Linked DNA regions of Homo sapiens: region 2 is linked to region 1. A link is an interaction called in ENCODE POLR2A ChIA-PET data of the cell type or tissue named here. Cell type or tissue: A673. All regions are shown on one strand. Each heading gives the region's core, and the rest is flanking DNA. Links, peaks and the distances in the headings are about the cores only. Region 1 overlaps NAA20 (N-alpha-acetyltransferase 20, NatB catalytic subunit). Region 2 overlaps RIN2 (Ras and Rab interactor 2).

Region 1 (7,680 bases), core at 183-4,182:
CTTCATACTATTGATGTGCAATGCCTCTTCTGTGGTATGTTAAAGTCCATATATTCTTGGGTCTGTTTCTCAAATTCTGTAACACTGGTCTAGATAACTACAGCACTAAGATATAGTCTCACTCTTTACAGTCTGATACCTGGAGGGGCACATCACCCATTTTTGTTGTTGTTCAAGAATATCTTGTCTCTTTTTTGCTCTTTCTGTTCCTCTGTATGTTTCAGAGTCAGCTTAACAAGTACTATAAAAAATGCTTGGGATTTTGACTGCAATTACATTGGAACTGCGGTCGATTACCTGTTTACTGTATCCTCTAATCCAGTGATAGTTTATCGCTCCACTTATCAGGGCTACTTTAATATCTCTCAAAAAAGTTTTTTAAATGTCAGAGAGGTCTTGCATAGCACTTGCTAGATTCTTAAGTACTTAATGTTTTTTCATGCTATGGCATCTTTTTCTAAATTTTACTGTTTATATATATATAAATACAATTGATTTTTATACTGACTTTCTATCCAACAACCTTGCCTACCTTTTATTAATTCTAAACATTTATTTCTAGATTCTTGTGGATTTTATATTTGTATAATCATATCTGTGCAAAATAAGTAAGTTTTGTTTCCTCTCATATGTAAATACAATTGATTTTTATACTGACTTTATATCCAACAACTTTGCCTTTTATTAATTCTAAATATTTATATTCTTATGGATTTTATATTTATATAATCATATCTGTGCAAAATAAGTTTTGTTTCCTCTCAATCCTCCTATCGTTTATTTTTTCCTGCTTTCCTGTGCTATAATTTCTAGTAAATTACTGAAGCGGGACTAACTTGTCCCTAATTTCAAAAGGAAAGCATTCAGTGTATCACTACTAAATATATTTACTACAAATTTCTTGTAGATATTTTTCAGGTTAAGGAAGTTCCCCCTTTCTATTTCCCAGTTTGCTAACAGTTTTTATCAGGAAGGAATATTGGATTTTATCAAGTTTGCTGCACTTTCTAAAATAACCAGTGTTCTCCTTTAGTGTAAAGTTGAAACCACCTTGTTCCTGATGTGTCATCCTATTTATGTAGTGCCAAATCCACTTTGCTAATTATTTTTCCGAGATTTTGCATCTGAGTGAGATGTTCCTCGAATTTTCCTTTCCCATATTTTGCCAAGTATTGTTATCAAGGTTATCCTGGCCTTAAAAAATAAGTTGAGGAATGTTCCCTTTTTTGGCTTGTGCAAAATAGTTTGTGTAAAAGTGACCTTTCAGTCATTATTTCTTAAATGTTTAGTAAAATTGGCCAGAGAAGCCACAGCTTTCTTCGTGAAAAGATTTTGGGCTACTGATTGAAATTCTTTAGGGCAGGGGTTGGCTTATAACCTATTTTGCTACTGCCTTCAAGCTAAGAATGGTTTTTGCAATGGTTGTTAAAAACAAAACAAAACAAAACAAAACAAAAAACTATGTAACCAAGACTTTAGGTGGCCTGTAATGCCTGAATATTTACTATCTGACCCAGAAGAAAATTGCTGATTCTTGTTCTATAGGCTTGACAAATTTCTATCTCATTGTTCTATCAATTAGAAAAAAGCATGTCTAAATCTCCCATTATAATAATAATTTGTCTATTTCTCCTTGTAGTTTTGTCAATTTGTGCATTTTTACTTTGAAATGATGTCACTTGGTATATACCATTTTAAATCGCTATTTTTTTTTTTTTTTTTGAGATGGAGTCTCGCTCTGTTGCACAGGCTGGAGTGCAATGGCGTGATCTTGGCTCACTGTAATCTTCGCCTCCCAGGTTCAAGCAATTCTCCTGCCTCAGCCTCCCGAGTAGCTGGGATTACAGTCACGTGCTACCACACCCGGCTAATTTTTGTATTTTTAGTCGAGACGGGATTTCACCATGTTGGCCAGACTGGTCTGGAACTCCTGACCTCAAGTGATCCACCTGTCTCGGCCTCCCAAGGTGCTGGGATTACAGTCATGAGCCACCACTCCCAGACTTGTTACTTCCTTGATTAAATATTTTATCAATATGCAGTGACCCTTTTTTATGCTGGTAATAATTATTCAACTATAACTATTATTAATAAGTATTCTAACTTTCTTTTGGTTAGAATTTGCAAGGTAATTTAAAAATTTACTTTCAATCTTTCTGTATTAAAAATATTTTAATATATTTTACACATATTTCCTGTAAACAATACAGACAGCCTTTGTCTTTTAAATAGAGTCATCATAGCTGGCCGTGCATGGTGGTGGGCGCCTGTAATCCCAGCTACTCAGAGGGTGAGAGAGGAAAATCATTTGAGCCTGGGAGGCAGACGTTGCAGTGAGCTGAGATCACGCCACTGCACTCCAGCCTGAGCAACAGAGCAAGACCCCATCTCCAAAACTAATAATAAATAAATAAAGTCCTAAGTCCATTAACGTTTACTGTTGTAATTACTGACAATATTTGGATTCTGGGCTACCATTTTATTTCATGCATTTTGTTTTGCTGGTTTAATTTCCTTTTTCTCTTCTTTGGAGTTGACTTCTATCATTCAATTTTTCTTCTCCTCTACTTGTTTGGTTTCTATTTTTAATGTATACATTGTATGCACTATGTATACATGTATATAGTGTATATAAGCATATGTATATGTATCATGTATGTGTATATGTATATATATGCCTACAAATGAAGATTACTTAAATCTTAGCAACTAGTCTAAAATAATGAAGGCTTAGAAACTGGAAGGGAAGAGAGCTTAGTGGTCTTCTACTCAGAGGGAGAATCTATCATACAAATACCCTAAATTATATGTGCAAGGTCATAGCTAGTTACGACCTGCTTTTTTTTATTATTATTATACTTTAAGTTCTGGGATACATGTGCAGAACGTGCAGGTTTGTTACATAGGTATACGCGTGCCATGGTGGTTTGCTGCACCCATCAACTCGTCATCTACATTAGGTATTTATCCTAATTCTATCCCTCCCTTAGACCCCCACCCCCGACAGGCCCTGGTGTGTGATGTTCCCCTCCCTGTGTCCATGTGTTCTCATTGAACAACCCACTTTCTAACTCCCTGTTCACTATACAATAATGCCAAATACTTTTTTTCAACATAATGCCATTAATAAATGTGTGTAAACTATAATCATGCTAAAATTTTCTTCCCTTCTTTGTTTGGTCTAGAGAGAACTTTAAAAAATCTTAAAGATTAGCACCGACTTCTTTTTCAGCTAACACAATTTCTTCTCTGAATGAGTTTGAGCTCCTTTGCCTCTAATTTGGCTTGAAGTCTTTGTCAGGCCACAGATACTTCTTTAAAACTTGCCTTTATTAAATCTAATAATTAAGTAGAAATTAAGCTCAAGAACCCTTCTCAGCAACTATTCTCTTTCCTACCACACTTTTAGGAAATTACAGTGGAGAAAGAAATGGCAGCTTGACAACAGGTGAAGCTACTACAAACATCTCTCTTCTAGAATGAAGATACGAGGAGGGGCCTTCTCTTCTATTTATTGTATTTCTTTTATCTCCAGTAATGAAGAGGTTTGATATATACAACACGTCCCTTAAAAAAAAAAAAAAAAATGCCATGCTGGCAGTTCGCAAACTGTGCACTCAGGTGCCCTAAGGTGTCCCAAACTCATACAGCCACCAAAGGATATTTCGAATGTTCAGGGAAAACAGCAAAACCTTACATGTCAGATATTGGCAAACTAGTTTGAAGTAGTTCACAAATTCAACGTAAGATCATGCTACATTCCTCTTAATGACATAATATTTCTATGAAGCTGAGTTTCTGGCAGTTGCTGTGATTAAAAAAAAATACTAGATGAAAATCAATATGAAACAGGAATGCAAGTGGTTCTGCCAAGTCATTTAATGTCCAACAGGTGCACACCTCTCATTGGTAGCTAGCCACAGTTATTTAAGAATGAAATGAAAATATTTCTTCTTTCAATTTATTTTTTTTCTAAATGGCTATTAGCTGTTAGGCTATAAATACTTATTAAACAGTTAGAATATAACTGCTTAAGACTGAACTATTTTCTTTTGGCCGAGGAGCACTGCTAAAAATTTATTCAGATGCCAAAGCAATGGTAACAGATTTTAGGAATGTGTGCCACTGTGGCAGGAACACTAAGAGAAACCTCGAGAGCTAGCCTTTGGAACTGAATTGCACCAATTCCTCAGCTTATAGGCCTATAGCGGGTCACTACAACACTTTGCCTTAATTTCCTCAATGGCAAAATAGAAACAATATCACTTTGACTATGTGATAGAATTGTTCTAAGGACTACTGGAGATGGAAGATGAAATTCCTGTGAACTGTAAAGCATGACAGTTATTCAGCCTGAAGGGGAAGAAAATGGTTAGGGGTCCACAAATCACTAAGTGTATTTGAAAAACTGAATCTCACCTTTCTGAAATCTCCTCTAGTAACTCCATAAGTTTAGCAGCCAAACCAAGGCGTCGAAATTCTGGGGCAACAGACAGAGCTGTGACGTGCCCGTGCCATTCTTCCCTAGCTACTGAGCCTTCTGCTTTACCCATAACTGCCAACAACAACAAAAATCACATTCAGTAACTAGACATTGATTTACACATAAATATAGAATTACTGTTCAGTATGTTTTTATTACAAAGGAAACTAATAAAGAAGTTTTTAAGTACCACCTGAGGTCATCCAGCTAACAGTTAGTGCTTTTATTTGAAATTCACTTGTAAATGTAACACTATCTGTTACATTTAGAATAGTTCTAAAATCAGAATTAGAACAAAAAAGAACGATATACTTAAAACACAACTAATTTTGAAAAAAAAAAAACCAGAGTATGTATTTTTTCAAATATCTGCATTTCATATGGGTGTGGGTATATGTGGGTACATGTGGATGTACACATATAGTTCAGAGCTAAAGGTTCTGTTAGTAATGCTAATTCAATGAGGATGCTATGATGCCTGCATTATGTACTAAATAAACCATGTAGAAATTTAACAAAAGTATAGAATGAAAGATTTTTTTTTTTTTTTTGAGACAGAGTCTCACTGTGTCACCCAGGCTGGAGTGCAGTGGCATGATCTCAGCCCACTGCAAGTTCTGCCTCCGGGGTTCAAGTGATTCTCCCGCCTCAGCTTCCTGAGTAGCTGGGATTATAGGCACGCGATACCACGCCCAGCTAATTTTTTGTATTTTTAGTAGAGGCAGGCTTTCACCATTTGGCCAGGCCGATCTTGAACTCCTGACCTCAAAGGATCTGCCTGCCTTGGCCTTCCAAAGTGTTGGGATTACAGGCGTGAGCCACTGTACCTGGCCTTAGAATGAAAGATTTTTTTTTTTTTTAGAATGAAAGATTTAAGAAGACTAAGACCATGTCTGTCTGGTTCACTGCCGTTATCGCCTGGGCCTAGCACAGTGCCCAAAACAGAGATCAGTAAGTTCTTGAATTGTTGAAGAGGAAATAAAATTACAAGCATCATTATATTCCAATTCTGCAGTCTAAAGCAATCAGTTGAAATCTATATTAAAATCTTTACCTACTCCACAAAATACTAGTGGTATTATACTTACTATAACCCATTAATTCTCCACCAGGTGCCTCTGCAACAATGAAATACTCTGGCCAGTGGGCGAGGTATTGTAGGTAGAAAGGAATCCCATACTAGAGTCCTGTTAAGGAGTGTGAAAAGTAATGGACAGTAAAAAGTTCTTCATTAAGGGATATTGTAAAAAAAGTTTCCTTTAAAAAGTATACTGTTACTTTATCCCCAGCTCTGTATGAGTCCTATAATCATACATACCATTACATGAAATATTTAGGTTATCACTGATTTTTAACAAAATTGCCTGGACATATAGCCTCAAGTGTGGAATGGTGATAGCACTGTCTAATAGAAAGCAGAGAATCAGGACCCCAAAGTTCTACAGTCTACTTCCCTACTGACCATACCATATCTAAGTCTCTCCATTTATCACCTGATATTGTTTGTTTGCGGTCTGCCTCCTCTTAGTCTATGAATATCATGTTCCCTCTGTCCCTGGTGCCTGGTACACAGTAGATGCTTAATACACTGATGCTTACATAATTGCACTGAAAAATTAATGGGTAGTTCCTACTTTGACTTCAGCTATGAGACTGTGAAAATAACTTTACAACCTAAGTCCTTCCAGAGCCAACTTAATTACCCAGTTTTTCCTCTCCACTGATTCAAATCCTGCATTTCTAGTAATGCAGATAAAAGCTGACTTAAGGAATCAACTATGTTAACAGTAAATGCCTGAATAATTTGCTCATGACTTCACTCTTCAACCTTGGGATATCCTTACTGACATGTAATCATTCCTACATTTCTCTTCTTCTTTTTACTCTGTACTTTAATGGATGAAAATATATTTCTTGTTAGTATAAACTTTCTGATGCAATTTATCAGAGGACACCATCAATCACACATAAATATATTTTTTAAGTTCCTGGAAAACCTGTTCCGTGCGAAATTCTTCAAAATCTCCTCTGAAGGACCATCATTATTTTGAATACCCCTCAAATACAACCCTTAACATGGCAGGACAGCCAGTCTTCCTGCCAGCCAGCCACTGACATATACCACAACCATCTCTTCTGTGGCTAACAGAGGAGTCCCAGACACCCCTCCCTCCCATCGACCTCTAGGACCTAACAGGTTACTTTCAAATATAGGCTCACCTGGATTATGGGACTTTCACTGCAAATTTTAAATGTCACTGGAAGCACACCATATAAACGGATTTGCATCCTAAAATCCTTCCTTCCTATATAGTGAAACTTTTGTCATTCAAAATTCTTCAAAAATCTTAAAAGTGGTGATATCATTAGTCGTAATTTAAAAAATCCAGATGAACCTGCAGAGATTTTTTGCTTTTCCCATTCAGTTTTGTTTCTGATATGTAGTCCTGTTGCTGCCTGCACCTGTAAGTTAATTTTTACTGCTGTATAGTATTTCTTTATGTGAAGAGACACCTTAAATAGCCTGTATCCTGACAATGGACACCTGGGTCATTTCCTGTTTCTCAAAAAAATGTTTGAAATCCTTCTTCAGTACAGCTTAATTTACTTAACCATCTCCTGATTGTTGTGTGTGAATCTTATTCCAAATGCTTAGTAACTCTCCTGCAATAAATAATGTTTGTAATGGTATAACTCAGGGGTTAGCAAACTTTTTCTGTAAAAGGCCAAATAGTTAACATCCTAGGCTTTGTGGGCCATACAGTCCCTGCTGAACTACTCAAACTGCAAAAGCCACAGAAAAAAATATAAATTAATCAGCGTGGTGTCCCAATAACATTTTATTTACAAAAACAGGCAGTGGGCCAGATTTGGCCTATGGGCCTTATTTTGTCAACCACTGACAAACTGCCTCTATTTCTTCTTATTTTCAGCTTTCAGGAAATGGAATTACTATTTCCAAAGTGCCTTCTGGAAAGATAATAGCAATTTATATTGTCACTAGCAATTTATGAGAATGTTCCTCTCACCTCACCATCATCAGCACTGAGGTTTATCATTTTTTAAAATCTTGGCTGATACATAAAATATGGCATCTCATTTTGGTTTTAGTTTACATGTCTTTTGACTGATGAGACTGAACTCTTAACACGTTCATTAAGCTCCTATATGCCCTCTTTTGATAAATTACCGGTTAG
Region 2 (9,592 bases), core at 2,315-6,314, 220 kb after region 1:
GTTTCTGGAAAGCTGTATAAATTTACTAAAACACTACACTGGTACACTTAAAATAGGTAAATTTTGTGGTATTTAAATTATACCCAAACAAAGCTTTTTTTTTTTAAAATGGGAGCATATTCTAAATATTGTTTGTACTGTGCTTTTTTCTACTCAAAACTATAACTCAAAGAGAGTTTCATATTAGCACAGGAGATGGCCCTCATTTTTTAGTGGTTATAATGGTTCGCTGTATGATTGTGTCCAAATTTAAGTAACTCAAATAGCCATGAACGAAAAGATCTCATTTCTCCATTCAGACCAAAGACCTTGTAGGCATACAGTTTCTGCGTTCAGTTTTAAAAGCTACAAATTAGTTCCTTGCCTCAAAATCTCTTAAGCACCCTGTGATGGATGCTCATGGTGCCTCCCTTGTCCCCTCCACACCCACTGTTCCCATCCATGCCAAGGGTTTCCCACTGCAGGTACCCGTGAGTCTCTTCCTGAAGTCTCTCTGGTGACAGGAGCATACTTGAATCACGCATGGGTGGCCAGAAGTGCCAGGAAGTTACTGCCTTTTGGAGCAGTCCTCACCAATGATGGAAGGAAGTTGTGGATAAACACCCCAGCTCCCTTACTCTGTGGGTAAAACCACTCGCAGGTGAGGTCTCCAGCACCTCGCAGAGCTCCTAGCGCCACTGAGCCCCCGTTGCCAATGGTGGCATCTGATCTTTAACACTCGTTCTTTCCCTTCTCTCTCCCATTTCCCTACCCCTCCTCCATCCTTCTGGAATCACTCACCAAATAAATTACTGCATCTAAATCCTTGTCTCAGGGGGACCAAAATAAACCACCACCAAGAAGCGACAGTTACTAATTGGTTTATACATCTGGTACTTTCCGCTTTATCCTTGTGCATTTTTTTTTTATATTAAACAATCGTTATTTGAAAAACAGTACCTTGGCCGGGCACGGTGGTTCACGCCTGTAATCCCAGCACTTTGGGAGGCCGAGGCGGGCGGATCACGAGGTCAGGAGATCGAGACAATCCTGGCTAACACGGTGAAACCCTGTCTCTACTAAAAAAAAAAAAAACACACACACACACAAAATTTAGCCGGGCATGGTGGTGGGTGCCTGTAGTCCCAGCTACTTGGGAGGCTGAGGCGGGAGAATGGCGTGAACCCGGGAGGCAGAGCTTGCAGTGAGCCGAGATCACGCCACTGCACTCTAGCCTGGGCGAGACAGAACAAGACTCCGTCTCAAAAAAAAAAAAAAAAAAAAAAAAAAGTACCTTATAATCTTAACATGATCAAACTTCAATAAGAGCAATTTCAGCATCAATAAGCTGTAGCTAAACTAACGAGAGAGCAATCAAAAGTGCTTTAAAGGGAGCAGCACCGGCTGATGTTCTGCCGAGGCTCTGGGCATTCAGAACTTGGCTAAAGGGAAAACAGAATCAAATCGGTAGGTGCTCTGGACCCAAGCGCTCACATTGTGACCCACCTCCCTCCTGGGGGCCCTGGCAGCCCATGGTACTCTTGGCACTTCTTTTTTCATTTCTTTGAGACAGAGTCTCACTCTGTCACCCAGGGTGGAGTGCAGTGGCACAATCTCAGCTCACTGCAACCTCTGCCTCCCAGGTTCAAGTGATTCTCATGCCTCAGCCTCCCAAGTAGCTGGGACTACAGGCATGCACCACCACACCTGGCTTTTTTTTTTTTTTTTTGTATTATTAATAGAGACGGGGTTTTGCCATGTTGGCCAGGCTGGTCTCGAACTCCTGACCTCAAGAAATCCACCTGCCTTGGCCTCCCAAAGTGCTGGCATTACAGGTGTGAGCCACCACGCCTGGCCCCTCTTGGCACTTCTGGGCTCCTGTGGGCTGTGGATGGTGGAGCCCTAGGAGCCAAAGGGCCACTCAGGAAAGGCTGCAACTTGGCCTTGCAGTCAGCCGGCTTCTGCCTGCTGTAGTCATTTTCTTTCTGCAGCACCTGGAGTTCTATCTCAGTGGTCGCAGCGGCCATCTAGCTTTCCTGGGCTGTTCTCTTGTGGCAGAGGATCTCCCTCTGAAAACTGGAAGTGTCTTTCTTCAATTTCTGGGCCAGGTCTTGGGCCATCTTCTTGTAGTGGTTGTGGGTTGTGACATGTGGTTCATGTATGTGTGCACCTTGTGAAGTCTCTGCTCAAGGTCCAGGCAGTAGGCGTCCTCCTCTGTGGACTCCCATGAGGCCCCATCATGTGTTCTCGGTGGAGATCAGGCAGAACAGGAAGCGTCGGCTGTAGCTTCGGGAGCTCCCTCTCCAGCTGTGCCCTTGCACCCTGCAGAGAGGCCTGCTCGCTGATCAGACTTTGGACTTGTGCTGTGAGTTCTTTATGCCTTTGATTTCTTCCCACAATTGCGTGTCTGCTTCTCCAGTCTCCCCCTCAGGACATTCGAAGGATGCACCTAAGTCACCATCGTCATCCACACTCTTCAGAGGACTTGTGGCTGGGACGCTAGGGGACTGCCATATCCTGCTTCCATGTTCTCCTCCACTGCCAAGTCCCCATCCTCCACATGGTCTCCACCATCCTCCAGCAGATGCAGGACGCTGGGCCGGGGTGTGGACCGGGGAGGTCAGTCGCTTCACTCCAACATTTATGACTGTTTCATTCCTGCCTTGGCCTGCTTCAGCCTTCTTTGCCTGCAAGCGTTGCTTCCATCTGACAATTTCCTGGTTGGGCAGCTCTGTAGGTTGCTGGTGGTCACTGCTATCATTCAGATCATCCGCAATTTTCCCCTGATCTTCTGCCCCAGCTGTGAAGTATATGGACGTGGTTTGCATCAGTCACTTGGGGAAGTTCAGGAGGCTTCCTTTTTGATGCTTTTTTCAGAAGCTCACCTAGGTCCTGATGGGAAAGACCTGCTTATTTCATTCAGAACCCTAGGCAGAGGGTTTGGAGCAATCCAGGACTGGCCTGTGGCATGGGTGACATGAGGCCCCCCACCAGCCTGGGGTGCTGACTGCATCCTGGCTCTGGCCTTTCCTTGGACCACGCCCTGGACCGCATCCCTTTAGGCCGGCTCTGCCCTTCTTTTCACTGCATGTCGTCTCCTGACCATAAAGGCCACCATAACAGTGCATGTCCAGATCACCCAGGGTATCCCTAGGGTCGCTGGCACTAGTCCCAGGATTCTATACATCACTAGCAATGCCACCCCCAGGGGGCCAGCAGCAGCTGAGTAGATATTGCGTGGCGAGCAGCAGGCCTTCCGTGGCTCCAGAGGGCTCTGCTGCTCTGTTTCCACTTGCCAGTGACCTGTGGACAGCTAACCGGAACCCTGCGGAGTGTTCTGTCTCTGACACAAACAGGGGCCCACCAACCAGGGTAGACCATCCATTGGACTGGGGGAGGGGAGGCACCTCGTGCTTTAGAAAACTGTGTCCCTGATTTTGCTGTGCAAATAGAAAATGACATTACTTATACAGGGCCTTCGGGGAGTGGAAAGAGCTCATGGCAGACCCGAGCTGAGGCCACTCCAGGCCCCAACAGGCCCTACAGCCCAGCTAGATGGTCAAAGCAGGGCCATGCCACAGCCTGTGTCTACACAAGATCCTATTCTCAGCTTTCCTTCACCCGACTCCCCTTCCCCTGACTCCTACTGGGCCATGGCGGCCTCTCTGGCCCTGCTGGGGACCAGGCTCAGGGAGGAGAGGGGCGGCCTGTGACTGCCAGGTGTGGCCTGTGAATTTATACAAACAGAAGCAAGCCACTAAGCATGCAGGCATCTTAACGGCACGCATAAGGCATATGATTTCATTCATAGTTTAATTAGAATGCACTGTAAGACACTAGCATCAACGTCTGGGTTCATTTGCTTGCTTGCTTAGCCAATGCAAGGACACAGTATAAATAACTTATGAGTGTTTGGAAAGACATTTAATCATTTAAGGCTTAGGTTTCTTCCGCAGACCTTCTTTAGATGGCCAAGAACACAACAGTGATGCCACCCCTAGCATATGCTTTATGACTTATAACTCACAAAAAGCATAAAACTGCAAGTCTTTTCCATGCTAAGTTGGAAAAAGTCCTGTAAATTTAAGGCTGCAAATTCCAACCAACATAAAAGCTTTGCCTCTTCTCCTTCCAGCTAAACTGCATCCATGCCAGATGAGAGAGCCAAGGTATTGAGAGAAGCACAGAAAAGGCATTTTTGCAGAATCCAAAACCTTCTCCTAAAATTTAGGAAAACACACACATCAATATGACTGACAATTTATTCATTCTACTTGCTGCTTTTATTTCATTCTGACAAGTTTGGGCAACTGGTGTGTGCTGAATCCAAGTCTGATCATTTGAGGCAGCTGCTGAAGTGCTAACAGGTTGTCACTGTGGAGGAACAAGCTCACCATCTCCAAACACTTCATAATTCTAAGGTGAACAAAGCCATCATACAAGATAAAGTAACAATTCCCAGCTCAGGTCTGAGATAAAGAGATTCCTGGAGCCTTAGGGTGTGCAGCTTTTAGTATCATCTCATCTCCCATTAATAACAACTTAGAATATCATTAAGGTTTTGGGATTTTGCCAAAAGTGATAACTAAAACTAGCACTGGCAAAGACTTAAATTTCACATCATGTTTGCCCAATTTGGCATAAGATAGAGGAAGCATGGTAGATTGCCTTATTGGTCTTAAGCCAAGGTCAACAGTGGAAACTCCTCCAGCAAAGGCAGAACACATTTCTCTGCCTCTTGACTTAGGTTTGGCCATGTGACTTGCTTTGGCTAATAGAATAATACAAAAATGTCAGTGTGCCGATTCCAAGCACAAGCTTTACAAGGTTTCTTGGGCTTCCACTTATACTCATGCACTTTTGCCATTGTCACAGGAGAGCTTTCCTCAGGTAGCCATGCCCACCAACCTGGACTTAGCGTGTGCTAAGTGTTGCTGGCCTGAACCCAGACATCAGTGGGAAGCCAAGCCTAGCTGAACCTGTGCAGGAAGCAGCGTCACCTAGCTGAGCCCAACCTAGATCTGCCAGATCCCAGCTAACCTCTGTTTGCATGAGCTAAACAGATATTTATTATCAATTTCTTGTCTTTTTCTTTTTGAGACAGGATCTTACTCTGTTGCCCAGGCTGGCTCACTGTAGCCTCGAGCTCCTGGACTCAAGCAATCCTCCCACCTTAGCTTGCCTATTAGCTAGGACTACAGATGCACACCACCATGCCTGGCTAATTTTTGTTATCTTTTGTAGAAATGAGGTTTCACCATGTTACCCAGGCTGATCTCAAACTTCTGTGCTCAGGCAATCATCCCACCTCAGCCTCCCAAAGTGCTAGGTTTACAGGTGTGAGCCATCACACCCAGCTCAGTTTTCCTACTGAGTTTGGAGATGTTTTGTTGCACACGTAAAAGCTGATGCCAGAGCAAAGGGGAAGTACAGGAAGCCAGGGGGAATAGTTTATAGTAGGTTTCTCCTCTTTCCTTCCCTGGAAAAATGGGTGGCAACGTACAGGATATAATCATGATGTTCATCGTTGCTTTTTAAAAAGTCCATCTCACGCCAGTTAGAATGGCGATCATTAAAAAGTCAGGAAACAACAGATGCTGGAGAGGATGTGGAGAAATAGGAACGCTTTTACACTGTTGGTGGGAGTGTAAACTAGTTCAACCATTGTGGAAAACACTGGGGCGATTCCTCAAGGAACTAGAACTAGAAATACCATTTGACCCAGCAATCCCATTACTGGGTATATACCCAAAGGATTAGAAATCATTCTACCATAAAGACACATGCACACTCACATTTATTGCAGCACTGTTCACAATAGCAAAGACTTGGAACCAACCCAAATGCCTATCAATGATAGACTGGATAAAGAAAATGTGGTGCACATATACACCATAGAATACTATGCAGCCATAAAGAAGGATGAGTTCATGTCCTTTGCAGGGACATGGATGAAGATGGAAACCATCATTCTCAGCAAACTATCACAAGGACAGAAAACCAAACACTGCATGTTCTCACTCATAAGTGGGAGCTGAACAATGAGAACACATAGACACAGGATAGGGGAGCATCACACACTGTGGCCTGTTGGAGGTTGGGGGCTGGGGGAGGGATAGCATTAGGAGAAATTCCTAATGTAGATGACGGGTTGATGGGTGCAGCAAACCACCATGGCACATGTATACCTATGTAACAAACCTTCATGTTCTGCACATGTACCCCAGAACTTAAAGTATAATAATTAAAAAAAAAAAAGTCCTTGTAACTTGGGCCAGGCGCAGTGGCTCATGCCTGTAATCCCAGCACTTTGGGAGGCTAAGGCGGGCAGATCATCTGAGATCAAGAGTTTGAGACCAGCCTGGCCAACGTGGCGAAACCCTGTCTCTACTAAAAATACAAAAATTAGCTGGGTGTGGTGGTGCGTGCCTGTAATCCCAGCTACCTGGGAGGCTGAGGTAGGAGAACTGCTTGAACCCAGGAGGTGGAGGTTGCAGTGAGCCGAGATCGCACCACTGCACTCCAGCCTGGGTGACAGAGTGAGACTTCATCTCAGAAAAAAAATAAGGTCCCTATAACTTCTTTCAGGAATATCCTAACTTCTGAGTCCCATAGTTGGACTATTCGAAGATGAATCCTACACAGTCTGTCGCAGTGATGGTGGGATTGAGCCCTGGTGCCCACAGTGGTAACCTGCTCATGTCACAGACTGTATGGCCTCTTTGCCCTCCGTATGCCACTCCCTACTCCCTCATTGTGCTTCAGGGCATCCCTGCCCATATAAATACCCGCATCCCAATTTTTGACCAAAGCTAAGTCTCATTGTAATAAATAGTAACTAACACTCACTGAACACTTGAATGTGCCAGACGCCATGACACACAGGTAACTTGACTTCTCAGTGCTTCAGTTTTCTCATCTGTAAAATAAGGATAAGAATAGTGCCTACCTAAATAAACTAGAAAATCTAGCAGAAATGGATAAATTACTGGACACAAAGACCCTCCCAAGACTGAACCAGGAAGAAGTTGAATCCCTGAATAGACCAATAACAAGTTCTGAAATTTTGAGGGAGTCATAAATAGCCTACCAACCAAAAACAAAACAAAACAAACAACAACAACAACAGCAAAACAAAACAAAAAAAACCCACATGGATTTACCGCTGAGTTCTACCAGAGGTACAAAGTGGAGCTGGTACCATTTCTTCTGAAACTATTCCAAACAATTGAAAAGGAGGGACTTCTCCCTAACCCATTTTATGAGGCCAGCATAATCCTGATACCAAAACCTGGCAGAGATACAACAAAAAAATAAAACTTCAGGCCAATATCCCTGATGAATATTGATACAAAAATCCTCAATAAAATACTGGCAAACCAAATCCAGCAGCACATCAAAAAGCTTATTCACCACGATCAAGTCAGCTTCAACCCTGGGATGCAAGGCTGGTTTGATATATGCAAATCAATAAAGGTAATTCATCATATAAACAGAACTAAAGATAAAAACCACATGATTATCTCAATAGATGTAGAAAAGGCATCCAATAGAACTCCACATCCCTTTATGTTAAAAACTCTCAATAAACTAGGTATTGATGGAACATACTTCAAAATAATAAGAGCCATTTATGACAAACCTACAGTTAATATCACACTGAATGGACAAAAGCTGGATGCATTCCCCTTGAAAACTAGCACAAGATAAGGATGCCCTCTTTCACCACTCCTATTCAACATAGTATTGGAAGTTCTGGCCAGGGCAGTCAGGCAAGAGAAAGATAAAAAGGGAATTCAAATAGGAAGAGAGGAAGTCAAATTGCCTTTGTTTGCAGATGACATGATCCTATATCTAGAAAACCACATTGTCTCAGCCCAAAAGCCTCTTAAGCTGATAAGCAACTTCAGCAAAGTCTCAGGATGCAAAATCAATGTGGGAAAATCGCAAGCATTGCTATACACCAACAATAGACAAGCAGAGAGCCAAATCATGAATGAACTCCCATTCACAATTGCTATAAAGAGAATAAAATACCTAGGAATACAGCTAACAAGAGAAGTGAAGGGCCTCTTCAAGGAGAACTACAAACCACTGCTCAAGGAAATCAGAGATGACTCAAACAAATGGAAAAACATCCCATGCTCAAGGATAGGAAGAATCAATATTGTGAAAATGGCCATACTGCCCAAAGCAATTTATAGATTCAATGCTATTCCCATTAAACTACCATTGACATTCTTCACAGAATTAAAAAATAACTACTTTAAAATTCACATGGAACCAAAAAAGAGTCTGTACAGGTAAGACAATCTGGAGCAAAAAGAACAAAGATCTGATTTTTAGTTTTGAGTTTTACATTTAAGTCTTTAATCCATCTTGAGTTGATTTTTGTGTAAGGTATAAGGAAGGGGTCCAGTTTCAATTTTCTGCATATGCCTAGCCAGTTTTCCTAGTACCGTTTATTAAATAAGGAATCCTTTCCCCATTGCTTGTTTTTGTCAGGTTTGTCAAAAATCAGATGTTTGTAGATGTGTGGTCTTATTTCTGAGATCTCTATTCTGTTCTTTTGGTCTATGTGTCTGTTTTTGTACCAGTATCATGCTGTTTTGGTTACTGTAGCCTTGTAGTATAGTTTTAACTCAGGTAGTGGATGCCTCCAGCTTTGTTCTTTTTGCACACAACAAGCTTTCAATAAATGCTAGTTATTTTCCAGCAAGACTTGCTTATCCTTATTATTATCAGGCTTCTAAGCTGCATCTGCTAGGGTTGAAAGAACAGGGTAGAATCGAGGAAAATAGACAGGTAAAAGAGAATGAAGAGAAAGGAATACATTTCATCTTCATTAAGTCACTTTACAATTCTCAGCCCACAGATGGCAGTGCTGGCCTTTTTCACTAATCAGTGAGCAGGTAGAACAACAGGAACAATAAAGCATTCTCGGTTAATTGTATTTAGTTAATGAAGTTCTATTGCACTGAGGGCAGGAGAAGCCCGAGAACAAGAGAAGATAAAAGAGGGGTCTAGTGGGAGAGGCTGGTCAGGTTGTGCTCCTTGGAGTATAGGTCTAAGGCATGGACTGTGTCCAAGAGAGGATACATTGTTTCCAACAGGGTCCAGCAGGGGCTGGAAGACTTCGCTCAGGTATGCAGATGACTAGGGCTTGCTCTAGATGGTGCCAGAGCACTCCTTGGTGTACCATGAAATAGGGCACTAAAACCTAGCTTTTGAGGGGGCCTTCAGGACTCAGTCAAGGTGGAGAAGGGGATGGGTCACTCAGTTGGTATTAAAAATTAACCAACCCTAGCGACCCAGGTGAAAGTAGGGACTACCCAAAGGTGGCTGACTGACTGCTTGCCAAGGAATTCTTCAGTGATGTCATCCCTCCAGCCTGCCTTTCTATAACACAGCCTCACTCCAGACCTTTAGTCACACTGTGGCAAGGGGAAGGGAGGGAGGCCAAGCCCCAGGAACTCTAGGTATACTTTTTTTTTTTTTTTTTAAAGAAACTTTTTGTAGAGATAGTGCCCAAGCTGATCTTGAACTCCTGTCCTCAAGCAATCCTCCTGCCTTGGCCTCCCAAAGGGCTGAGATTACAGACATGAGCCACCAC

The links. ChIA-PET counts read pairs that join two places held together with the same protein. Peaks named below come from ENCODE experiments on the same cell type or tissue, not always from the same donor. Only the 100,000 strongest peaks of a DNase experiment are listed, where the experiment ranks them.
Region 2: POLR2A ChIA-PET joins it to region 1 with 7 read pairs; 2 of 35 experiments call an interaction of 5 or more read pairs at or near these places.

What each region holds. Positions count from the first base shown.
Region 1 is chr20:20,023,659-20,031,338 of GRCh38, reverse strand. NAA20 (N-alpha-acetyltransferase 20, NatB catalytic subunit) reads right to left here. Exons shown (of 6, transcript NM_016100.5): 3 at 5,572-5,662; 4 at 4,420-4,555. Among named protein-coding and RNA genes, the nearest start is that of NAA20, 10 kb to the right of the region's middle. In A673, for the core only: no CTCF peak of the experiment used is centred there; no DNase peak of the experiment used is centred there.
Region 2 is chr20:19,802,361-19,811,952 of GRCh38, reverse strand. The region is part of intron 2 of RIN2 (Ras and Rab interactor 2); the gene reads right to left. It also overlaps the pseudogene LOC100421663. Among named protein-coding and RNA genes, the nearest start is that of RIN2, 49 kb to the right of the region's middle. RefSeq lists an enhancer at 9,214-9,508. In A673, for the core only: no CTCF peak of the experiment used is centred there; a DNase peak (open chromatin) is centred at 4,632.